Regions from separate parts of the Homo sapiens genome. Here all the other regions are linked to region 3. Evidence: read pairs that join two places in POLR2A ChIA-PET (ENCODE). Cell type or tissue: PC-9. All regions are shown on one strand. Region 1 has its middle 11 kb from the start of MAN1C1. Region 2 overlaps RHD (Rh blood group D antigen). Region 3 has its middle 4.8 kb from the start of MACO1.

Region 1 (4,000 bases), 180 kb before region 3:
GACAGAACTTTCTTCCCATTTAAGGCTGAATAATATTCCATCGTGTGTATCTGCCACATTTTCCCTGTCCATTCATCCATCGATGCACACTTGGTTTGCTTCTATGTTTTCGTTATTGTGAATATGCTGCTATGAATATGAGTATGGGTATATAAATGTTGACTCGTTATGATATGTGTGTTGTTGTTGTTAAAATGGAATTGTACCATGCTCACTGCTTAGGCAGTCTGCTTTTTCTAATGTACCAATATGTCAGGAGCATTTCCATGAAATTAAATACTCTTCTACTTAATTGTTCTGAACAGCCAAATAGTACTTCTTATGTGGCTCTATGATTATTTATTTACCCAATCTGCTACCGTTAGACATTTAGGTCATTTCTAATTGTTAATTACATTTGACAAATAGTTTCTCCTTCTCATAATGCCTCATCTCTAACACAGCAGACAGTAGGAGGATACATTCAGATGGAAGACGGCGTGGTCACCCCAGGGCATCCACTGTCACCAGGGTTTTGCCACAGAAGACCCAATATCTTTGTAGCTGTGGAGGGCATAACCTTCTCTGGGCATTGCAAGGAGAGCTGTGCACAGCTGTGCAAAGAGTGTTGGAGTCACGGGGCCGTGAGCAGTTCTGGGTCCTGCCACATTCAAGCCCTCAGACATCCACTCTGAGCCTGTTTTCTTATTTGGAAAATGAGGATAATGATACTGGCCCCTTGGCATTTTTTTATTTTTTAAATTGACAAATACAACTTGTATACATTTATGGTGTACAGCACGATGTTTTGACATCTATGCACATTGTGGAATGGCTAAATCAAGCTAATTTATATATGCATTATCTCACCTATTTATGGAGAGAACACTTAAAGTCTCCTCTCAGCAGTTTTCAAGTATATAATACATAGCTATTAACTATAGACACCAGGTTGTACAATCGATCCTTGAACTTATTTTTCCTGTCTAAGTGAAATTTTGTATTCTTTGACCAACATCTTCCAATCCTCTCCCCTCCTCGCCCCTGATAACCACCATGCTGCTTTCTGCTTCTATGAGTTTGACTTTTTTAGATTTCAGTTTTCAGTGAAATCACACAGTATTTGTCTTTCTGTGTCTGGCTTATTTCACTTAACAATGTCCTCCAGGCTCATTTTCTTTATCCGTTCATTTGTTGATGGACACTTAGGTTGATTCTGCATCCTTGGCTATTTGAATAATACTGCAACAAAATGGGAGTACAGATATCTCTTGGACTGACTTGATTTCATTTCCTTTGGATACATACCTAGTAGTGAGATTGTGGGATCATATAGTAGTTCTATTTTTAGTTTTTTGAGGAACTTCCATACTGTTTTCCCTAATGGCTATTTTTTTTTAAGTCAGAGTCTCACTCTTGCCCAGGCTGGAGTGCAGAGGTGCAATCTCAGCTCACTACAACCTTTGCCTCCCAGGTTCAAGCGATTCCCCTGCCTCAGCCTCCTGAGTAGCTGGGACTACAGGCATGCACTACCATGCCTGCCTAATTTGTGTATTTTTAGTAGAGACGGGGGTTTCACCATATTGGCCAGGCTGGTCTCAAACTCCTGACCAGCCCATAATGGCTATTCTAATTTACACTCCCACCAACAGTGTATAGGTTTCCTTTTTTCCACATCCTTGCCAACACTTGGTATCTTCTGTCTTTTTTATAACAGCCATTCTAACAGGTATTAGGTGATATCTTGTGGTTTTAATTTGCATTTCTCTGATGATCAGTGATGCATTTTTTCATATACCTGTTGTCCATTCATATGTCTTTTTTTGAGAAATGTCTATTCAAGTCCTTTGCCCATTTTTTAATTGAGTCATTTGTTTCCTTGCTATTAAGTTGAGTCACTTATATATTTTGGATGTTAACCCCTTATCAGATGCATAGTTTGCGAATAATTTCTCCAATTCCATTGGTTCTGTCTTTACTGTGTTGATTGTTTCTTTTACTGTGCAAAAGCTATCTAGTTTGATGTAGTCCCATTTGTCTATTTTTGCTTTTGTTGCCTATGCTTTTGGGATCATATCCAAAAAACCATCACCCAGACTGTCACGGAGCTTTCCCCCTATGTTTTCTTCTAGTAGTTTTCTTCTAGTGTTGAAGTCTTTCATCAATTTTGAGTTGATTTTGATGTAAGAGAAGGGTCCAATTTCATTCTTCCACATGTGGATATCCAGTTTCCCCAACACCATTTCTTGGAGAGGCTATCTTTTCCCCATTGTGCATTCTTGGCCCCTTGATGTTGTTGTGGAGGTTAAGTTAGACTGACTGTGAATTCTGTTAAGGAAGTTAGGCTGAGCACACAGACAGAGCTCTGCCTTCTCCCGATGCTCCACTAAACTCGAAGGCAAAAAGGATTATTTATTTATTTATTTATTTATTATTTATTTATTATTATTTTTTAATTGATCATTCTTGGGTGTTTCTCGCAGAGGGGGTTTTGGCAGGGTCACAGGACAATAGTGGAGGGAAGGTCAGCAGATAAACAAGTGAACAAAGGTCTCTGGTTTTCCTAGGCAGAGGACCCTGCGGCCTTGTGTCCCTGGGTACTTGAGATTAGGGAGTGGTGATGACTCTTAAGGAGCATGCTGCCTTCAAGCACCTGTTTAACAAAGCACATCTTGCACCGCCCTTAATCCATTCAAACCTGAGTGGACACAGCACATGTTTCAGAGAGCACAGGGTTGGGGGTAAAGTCACAGATCAACAGGATCCCAAGACAGAAGAATTTTTCTTAGTACAGAACAAAATGAAAAGTCTCCCATGTCTACCTCTTTCTACACAGACACGGCAACCATCCGATTTCTCAATCTTTTCCCCACCTTTCCCCCCTTTCTATTCCACAAAACCGCCATTGTCATCATGGCCCGTTCTCAATGAGCTGTTGGGTACACCTCCCAGACGGGGTGGTGGCCGGGCAGAGGGGCTCCTCACTTCCCAGTAGGGGCGGCCGGGCAGAGGTGCCCCTCACCTCCCAGACGGGGCGGCTGGCCGGGCAGGGGGCTAACCCCCCACCTCCCTCCCGGACGGGGCGGCTGTCCGGGCGGGGGGCTGACCCCCCCACCTCCCTCCCGGACGGGGCGGCTGGCCGGGCGGGGGGCTGACCCCCCCACCTCCCTCCCGGACGGGGTGGCTGGCCGGGCAGAGGGGCTCCTCACTTCCCAGTAGGGGTGGCCGGGCAGAGGCGCCCCTCACCTCCCGGATGGGGCGGCTGGCCAGGCGGGGGGCTGACCCCCCCCACCTCCCTCCCGGACGGGGCGGCTGGCCTGGCGGGGGCTGACCCCCCCCACCTCCCTCCCGGACGGGGTGGCTGCCGGGCGGAGACGCTCCTCACTTCCCAGACGGGGCGGCTGCCGGGCAGAGGGACTCCTCACTTCCCAGACGGGGTGGTTGCCGGGCGGAGGGGCTCCTCAGTTCTCAGACGGGGCGGCCGGGCAAAGACGCTCCTCACATCCCAAACGGGGCGGCAGGGCAGAGGCACTCCCCACATCTCAGACGATGGGCGGCCGGGCAGAGACGCTCCTCACTTCCTAGATGGGATGGCGGCCGGGCAGAGACGCTCCTCACTTTCCAGACTGGGCAGCCAGGCAGAGGGGCTCCTCACATCCCAGACGATGGGCGGCCAGGCAGAGACGCTCCTCACTTCCCAGACGGGGTGGCGGCCAGGCAGAGGCTGCAATCTCGGCACTTTGGGAGGCCAAGGCAGGCAGCTGGGAGGTGGAGGTTGTAGCCAGCCAAGATCACGCCACTGCACTCCAGCCTGGGCACCATTGAGCACTGAGTGAACGAGACTCCGTCTGCAATCCCGGCACCTCGGGAGGCCGAGGCTGGCGGATCACTCGTGGTTAGGAGCTGCAGACCAGCCCAGCCAACACAGCGAAACCCCGTCTCCACCAAAAAAATACGAAAACCAGTCAGGCGTGGCGGCGCGCACCTGCAGTCGTAGGCACTTGGCAGGCTGAGGCAGGAG
Region 2 (4,000 bases), 110 kb after region 3:
GTGTACTGAGCAGTACATGAGAGCCACAGATCTGACGCCCTTCCCCAGATGGAGTAAAAGGGCCCCACGAAAGCTGATCCATGTAAGACATATGGGCTACTATGGAGGGTGACTCCAATTGGGTGCTCCTATAGGTCTGTCTTCTCTGGCTCCAGTCAACTCCTGGGAACCTCAGCTTAAGATTCCACTTGTGTAGTTAGGAAAGTAGCTTATAACTTGCTTAAGTGCCTGTCCTTCCTTTTCCCCATCTTTTTAAGTGTCTTTGATTTTATTTTTTATTTTTGGGACAGAGTCTCATTCTGTTATCCAGGCTGGAGTGCAGTGGCACAATCACAGCTCATTGCAGCCTCAAACTCCCGGGGTCAAGCAACCCTCCCACCTCAGCCTCCCAAGTAGCTGGGACCACAGGTGTGTGCTACCATATCCAGCTCAGTTTTTGGTATTTTTTGCAGAGACAGGACTTAGCCATGTTGCCCAGGCTGGTCTTGAACACCTGAGCTCAAGTGATCTGCCCGCCTTTGCCTTCTAAATGGCTGCGATTACAGGTGTGAGCCACTGTGCCCAACCTCCATTCCCTGTCTACTCTCTGCCCAGATAGCTTGGCCATATGTATTCCTCCAGCTTCCTGAAGTTGGATGAATTTCACAGGACACATGGAATGAGTGCTTCCTTTCACAGGAAGCAAGGAAATGCTCCTGATAGATTTATCTGTGTATTATTAAGGATGATCAGTTCCAGTGTCGTTAACAAGAATGGGCGAGTGCTTAGTGAGATTCGTATTTCCCTTTCGTGGTGCTGCTTTTAGCTGATATTGGCATGCAGGGTACAACCAGCATGACGCAGTTAGCTTGAATTACTCAGTAACGATCTCTGGCGCCTGCATGAATTTTCCAGATAGCTGAGGCTTACTCATCACTGAGGAATATCTGTCTAAAATATATTTTGTCTTCTGAGACAACATTAAACATATTTAGACTTTTTTTAAAAAAAATCAGAACCATCACTAGGAACACCCACTTATAACGTGCCATATAACGTGGAAAAGGTGTGTAGCTGTGGAGGGTTGTTGTTCTAATCTCTCAGCAGCCCAAGCGTTTTGTGTTCTTGTGTCCAGTTTTAAGAATTTGTCGGCCGGTCGCAGTGGCTTATCCCTGTAATCCCAGCACTTTGGGAGGCCAAGGTGGGCGGATCACCTGAGGTCAGGAGTTCGAGACCAGCATGACCAACATGGAGAAACCCTGTCTCTACTAAAAATACAAAATTAGCCGGGTGTGGTGGTGCATGCCTGTAATCCCAGCTACTCGGGAGGCTGAGGCAGGAGAATCACTTGAACCCAGGAGGCTGAGGTTGTAGTGAGCCGAGATAGCGCCATTGCACTCCAGCCTGGGCAACAAGAGCAAAACTGCGTCTAAAAAAAGAAAAAAAAAAGAATTTCTCTTCCTCTGTTAGGCTCTTTGCTTTCACTTCTAACTTCTGCTGGTGTACTTTACCTCTAGAAACCTAGCCCACCTCTAATCTGCTATTTCTAATCTACCTGGGCTGAGAAACCCAATAACTATGCTTGATAGGATTGTTTCTTAAATAAATACAGACAGGCCCATAGAGGGCTCAATTAACAAATTAAATGCTTGTCTTCTGGGAGTCCATTTGGTGCAATTTTGGCTGCTTGAGGAACTTTTTCCCCCTTCCATTGTCCAAGTTGTTTTGTTTCCTTTTTTGAGACAGGGTCTTGCTCTGTTGTCCAGGCTGGAGTGCAGTGGCATGATCTCAGCTCACTGCAACTTCTGCCTCCCAAGCTCAACTGATCCTCCCATCTCAGCCTCCAGAGCAGCTGGGACTACAGGTGTACCACCACGCCTGGCTAATTTTTGTATCTTTTGTAGAGATGGGGTCTCACTATGTTGCCCTGGCTTGAACTCCTGGCCTCAAGCTATTCTCCCACCTCAGCTTCCCAAGGTGCTGGGATTACAAGTATGAGCCACCCAAGTTGTTTTTAATCACCAGTTTGCTCATGTCAAAAACAACATGTAAAGAAGAAAACTTGTTGGTCTTAACTCTTAAAGGAACAATATGATTGTCTTTTCCTCTATTCTCTTTTTTGACTCCAGTGAAGAATAAGAAAAGACCTCCTGGTACTTTGCAAGACAGAGGGCAAGTCAGCACCACTTTGAACATACCAGTGATAACAGTGAATAGTGTGAGTCCCAGGACAGGGTTGCCAAATAAAATGCAGGATACCCAATTCATTTCAAATTTAAAAACAGACACCTTGCATTTTTGCTAAATCCGGCAGCCTTTCCCAGGGTTGGATTGCCAGCTGCCACGAACTGAACGTTAACTTACGGAATTAACGCTACTCCGCCTCTGCTTCTTCACAAAGACTCTGCAAAAAGCTAAGGCCAGACATGGTATATTAAAGCAATTCTAGCCAATCTCACACTCAAAAATTACCCAGGTAACTCCAAAAAGTACCTCCATACAGTTTGTTAAAGCTGGAAGGAAGCCAGCTTAGTTACCATAATCCTTTCATTTTACAGAGAAGCTAACCAAGGCTCAGAGGGAGTAAAGTGACATGCCCAACGTCACACAACTCATAGTGTCTTACGCCATTTGTCTCTTATTTGGCATTCACCTCCTGCTTAGGGACACATATATGGGTGTCTAACCAATAAAAGATGTTTGCTTGTAGAATAAAGGTGAACAGTTCTGGATGGAATGTATATTTTCTTTCTTTTTTTTTTGAGACAGTCTCACTCTGTCACCTAGGCTGGAGGGCAGTGGTGCAACCTCGACTCACTATAACCTCCACCTCCTGGGGTCAAGCCATTCCCCTACTTCAGCCTCCCCAGTAGCTGGGACTACAGGCACACGCCACCACGCCTGGCTAATTTTTGTATTTCTGGTAGAGACAGGGTTTTGCCATGTTGGTCAGGCTGGTCTCGAACTCCTGACCTCAAGTGATCTACCTGTCTCAGCCTCCCAAAGTGCTGGGATTACAGGCGTGAGCCACTGCACCTGGCCTGAATGTGTATTTTCTTTTTTTCTTTTTTTTTAGACAGAGTCTCGGCTCACTGCAACCTCTGCCTCCCGGGTTCAAGCAATTCTACTGCCTCAGCCTCCCAAGTAGCTGGGATCCAACACCACGCCTGGCTTATTTTTTAATTTTTAGTAGAGATGGGGTTTCACCATGTTGGCCATGCTGGTCTTGAATCCTGATCTCAGATGATCTGCCCACTTCGGTCTCCCAAACTGCTGCAATTACAGGTATGAGCCACTGCACCTAGCCACATATTTTCACCTGGCATATAAGTAAAACTGGCTAATTAGCAACTCCCCTAGATTTTTTGCTGTTCTATTTTATTGCAAGAACAGAAACATACTTTTCCCCTTTGTTGAAAGATCTCCAGTGGCTTCCCATCTTTTATAAGGGCCTGCTCCTCACTACCATTCTGCCCTCAACCCCTGCTGCTCCTTCTCACTCCATTCACACCAACCACACTGGTCTCCTTACTGTTCCCTCAACACACAAAGCATGCTGCTGTCTCAGGGCCTTTGCACTTGCTATCCTATTTTCATGGAATGTTCTTCCCCTAACTAAATGCATCGCATATCTCCCTCCTCTTCATTGGGGTCTCTGCTTAAAAGCTAACTACTCAGATAAGCTTTCCCTGACCACCCCCCTAAAAGAACACCCCATCCCACATTGACTCTATGTTTCTCTAGTTTGCTCTGTCTTCACAGCCACTTCTTCCCATCTGGCGTAGTAGACACTTATTTGTCTATTTATTGCTAATACCTTCCCCCACTAGAAGGTCAATTCCATGGGGTCAGGGAATTTGTTTTGCTCACTGCTGTGTCCCCAGTGCCTGGCTCATAGTGGATATTGAATAAATATCTGTTGAATAAAATAGTATTATGGGTGTCCTCAGAAATAAAAGGTAGGCTTTTGGGTGTAAGGATTTTCTCGGGCTTCTGTGCAAAACTGAGTGTGATCACCAGC
Region 3 (4,000 bases):
GTCTAGCCTACTATTAAATAGACCCTGACAGGGCATCTCATGCTGTGGCAAAAGTGCGGAGTGGCTGGGAGCAATGGAGGTTGTGGCTGAGAGTTACTGTTGAGCTCTAGGACTATGTGGAAGCAGAGAAAGGGCAGAGAAAATCTGAGGGTGATGGCTGACAAACAATCTGAAGGTCTGGAGGTCTAAGTTCCAATCCCAATTCACATGGCAACTCACTAGTGTCCTTGGTTGAGTCACCAGCCCACCCTGTGCCAAGATCTCCTCTGGAGGTGGTGCTTCTAGTTCTATGTTTAGAAGCAGATTGTGCTAGCTCCATTTTACAAATGAGAAAACTGAGGCTGAGAGGAAACAAGGTCACATAATAGGTGTGGTAGAGCAATCTAGCTCAAAGCACAAGCTGAGCAAGCTGTGGTGCCTGTATATAGCTATTGATGGGTAGAGTTGGGGTGAGATGATGGGAATGGCCTTCTTGCCAAGACCCAAGGAGAGGCCAGAGCAGGACTGCCCATCTCCATACTCTTCCTCTTTCACTCCTCCAGACCCAGCTCTTTTTTCCATGACCCACTCTAGCACAAGCCCTTTTGGCTCCAGCCAAGTGCCAGCCTTTTTCCTCTGAGTCCTGAAATGGCCCTTTGGGATTCTAAGGGCACAGAAGTGGGCCTCCTGCCAGAAGGCCCCAGCTCCCCACACCTTCACCAGTCAGGAAGCAGAGATCAGCAGTGGCCATTTTACAAATGAGTGAAACAAGGAAGGGAAGTAATTTGCCCTCATTCAAAAGACCAAGGCCTACAGAGGAATTTAGGCTTGTCCCTCCTTCTGGGACTTTCTGATGAAGGGATTTGCACTTGGGCTTCAGCTGAGCCCAGAACAGCTCTAGAGGCCAGATCATTAAACCCTGTTTCACATATAAGGAAATGGTATTCCCACCTCTGTCAGCCCGTTCAATCCCCGCAAGCCCACTAGCTGTCTTGAGCTTTGTTCCTGCCCTGTAAGAATCACAGAAAAGTCCAAACATTTCGATGGCCACCTCTTAACACATGTACCTGTATCCCCTAGAGAAACCTATTTTTTTTTTTTTTGAGATGGAGTCTTGCTCTGTCACCCAGGCTGGAGTGCAGTGGTGCATTCTCAGCTCACTGCAATCTCTGCCTCCTGGGTTCAAGTGATTCTCCTGCCTCAGCCTCCAGAGTAGCTGAGACTATAGGCACACGCCACCACGCCTGGATAATTTTTGTGTTTTTAGTAGAAATGGGGTTTTGCCATGTTAGCCAGGCTGGTCTCAAACTCCTGACCTTAGGTGATCCACCTGCCTTGGCCTCCCAAAGTGCTGGGGTTACAGGCGTGAGACACCACACCAGGCCAGAACCATGTTAATGGAAGATGTTCACTGTAGTGTTTAGAACAGGGCTAGTTTGGGAGAGGACTGACCAAACACTTTATCACATATCCTTACCATGGAAGTCAGTGTGGCATGGAGGATGATTATACACAGCACTAACTATGGCAGCCGCCACTCCAAGTATCAGATACATTTTGTTTTAATCCTCACAACAATCCTATGAGATAGAGATTACTAGCACCATATTACAGATGAGGACACTGTGGCACAGAGGAGTTAAGGCACTTGCCTAAGGTCACATAGTAACAGAGTTGGGAATTCAAATCCAGGCAGTCTGCTTTCAGTGCCTGGGCTCTTTAACCACCATGTTATATTGTTGTAGAAAGATTTTCCTGGCTTGGAAACTGCTTATGATATAGAGTTCATGAAAATAGCAAGTTACCAAACAGTATGTGCTGTGTAATCCCATTTTTGTAGGGAGAAAAACAAGGCCTAAATCGACAGGAATAGAAAAACATCTGAAAGGATATACACTCAAAACATAGTGCTGGTTTTTGGAGAGACTGAAATGGACATTTTATGTTAGCTTTATGCATCTGTATTTTCAAAGTTTCTACAGTAAACTTGCCAAGCTTGTGTGATAATCATAATTGCTAACATTTATGGAGTGTTTTCTACACATCTGACACTTTATGCACTGCCTCGTTGAATCTTCACAACAACCCAGTGAGATTGACACTGATTTTCTGCCTTTCCAGATGAGGAAACAGGCACAGAGACACTGACTGTTTTACCCAAGGTCACACAGCTCATTCCAAAGCCAGAATTTGAACCAGGTTGCCTAACTCCAAAGCTCATGTGTGTTAAATCAATGAACGACTGACTTAGCTGCACTTTAGCCAAACGTGCCCAGAGCAAGGTCACACCCTTGGCGTGGACACATTTCCAGGGAGGGACCGGAGGACCTCCTACCTCATTGGTCACTGCCAGTGACTGAGCTTGACTCAGGTAGGAGGGCATGGCAGGTATTCTCAGGGAGTCTGGTGTTTACAGAAAAGTCATGATTACACGTGAAAGCTGTGGGCTCCCTGGCTTGATTCACCACACCTGCAGGAAGCCTGGCTGCTCAGACCAGCACGCCGTGGACATAGCACCACTTGCTCAGCTTCATTTCCGTAACTCAGGCTGCCAGGCCTGCTGACAAATTTTCACGTTTGTAATAACCCTGTGAGGAGACCAGAGTACATCTTACTTGACTCATAAGGAAATTGAGACTGGGTGATTTAGTAACTTGGGAGGCAGAATTGCAAAGTGATTAGCAACACAAGCCATGGTGTCAGATGGATCTGGGTTAGGTCCCACCTCTGCCGTTTATTAGCTGTGTGGCTTTGGGTACTCACGCCACCTCTCTGAGCAGCAGTTTCCTCTTTTGTAAGCGTAATGATGCCTACACTCACAGGCTTGAGAGGAAGATCCGATGAAATAGCATATGCAAAATGATTGGTTCCGTGCTTGGCATTCCAGAAATGGTAGCTGTTATTCAGCCAACAAATATTTATTGAGCACCTACTATGGACTTCCCTGGTGCTGAGGATACAACAGCAACCACAGCAGTCAAAAGTCCCTGTCTTTATGTTGCTCAGATTCTCATAGGGGAAAGCAGATAATGAACAAATACACGGCCAGACGCAGTGGCTCACGCCTGTAATCCCAGTACTTTGCGAGGCCAAGGTGGGCAAGTCACCTGAGGTCAGGAGTTCGAGACCAGCCTAGCCAACATGGTGAAACCCTGTCACTACTAAAAATACAAAAATTAGCGCAGTGTGGTGGCTCATGCCTGTAGTCCCAGCTACTTGGGAGGCTGAGGAAGGAGAATCGCTTGAACCTAAAAGGCAGAAGTTGCAATGAGCCAAGATCGTGCCACTGCATTCCAGCCTGGGTGACAGAGTACTCCATCTAAAAAAAAAACCTAAATACACAAGTAAAAATATAGACTTCGTCAGATGCTAGTAAGTGCTGTGAAGGAAACTAAAAGGGGAACACAAGGAACCCTTGTCAAGGGGAGCAGAAAGGGGAGTTGATGCTGTCCTTTTAAATAGGGCAATCAGAGGCCAGGCACAGTGGCTCACACTTATAATCCCAGCACTTTGGGAGTTCGAGGCAGGTGGATCACTTGAGGTCAGGAGTTCAAGACCAGCCAGGCCAATGTGGTGAAACCCTGTCTCTACTAAAACTACAAAAACTAGCCAGGTGTGGTATCGCGTGCCTATAATCCCAGCTACTCGGGAGGCTGAGGCGGGAGAATCGCTTGAACCTGGGAGGCGGAGGTTGCAGTGAGCCGAGATTGTGCCATTGCAGTCCAGCCTGGGCAACAAGAGCAAAACTTCATCTAAAAAAAAAACACAGCAAAAAAGGGCAGTCAGGGAAAACTTCCCTGAGAAGGGGATGGTGGAGTACAGATCCAGGGAGGTGAGGTGGGGAGCAAGCCAGTACAGTTGTTCCTTGACTTTCGATGAGGTTATGTCCTGATAAAGCCATGGTAAGTAGGAAATATTGTAAGTCAAAAATGCATTTAATACACCTAACCTACGGAACATCATAGCTTAGTGTCACCTACCTTAAACATGCTTAGAACGCTTACATTAGCCTACGGTTGGG

The links. Peaks named below come from ENCODE experiments on the same cell type or tissue, not always from the same donor. Only the 100,000 strongest peaks of a DNase experiment are listed, where the experiment ranks them.
Region 1: POLR2A ChIA-PET joins it to region 3 with 7 read pairs; 2 of 35 experiments call an interaction of 5 or more read pairs at or near these places.
Region 2: POLR2A ChIA-PET joins it to region 3 with 5 read pairs; 2 of 35 experiments call an interaction of 5 or more read pairs at or near these places.

What each region holds. Positions count from the first base shown.
Region 1 is chr1:25,603,367-25,607,366 of GRCh38, reverse strand. No RefSeq gene overlaps it. Among named protein-coding and RNA genes, the nearest start is that of MAN1C1, 11 kb to the left of the region's middle. In PC-9, no CTCF peak of the experiment used is centred here; no DNase peak of the experiment used is centred here.
Region 2 is chr1:25,317,327-25,321,326 of GRCh38, reverse strand. The region is part of intron 8 of RHD (Rh blood group D antigen); the gene reads right to left. It also overlaps a transcript of RSRP1 not described here. Among named protein-coding and RNA genes, the nearest start is that of TMEM50A, 19 kb to the left of the region's middle. In PC-9, no CTCF peak of the experiment used is centred here; no DNase peak of the experiment used is centred here.
Region 3 is chr1:25,424,139-25,428,138 of GRCh38, reverse strand. It overlaps a transcript of RHCE not described here. Among named protein-coding and RNA genes, the nearest start is that of MACO1, 4.8 kb to the left of the region's middle. In PC-9, no CTCF peak of the experiment used is centred here; a DNase peak (open chromatin) is centred at 2,428; H3K27ac peaks cover 1,851 bases.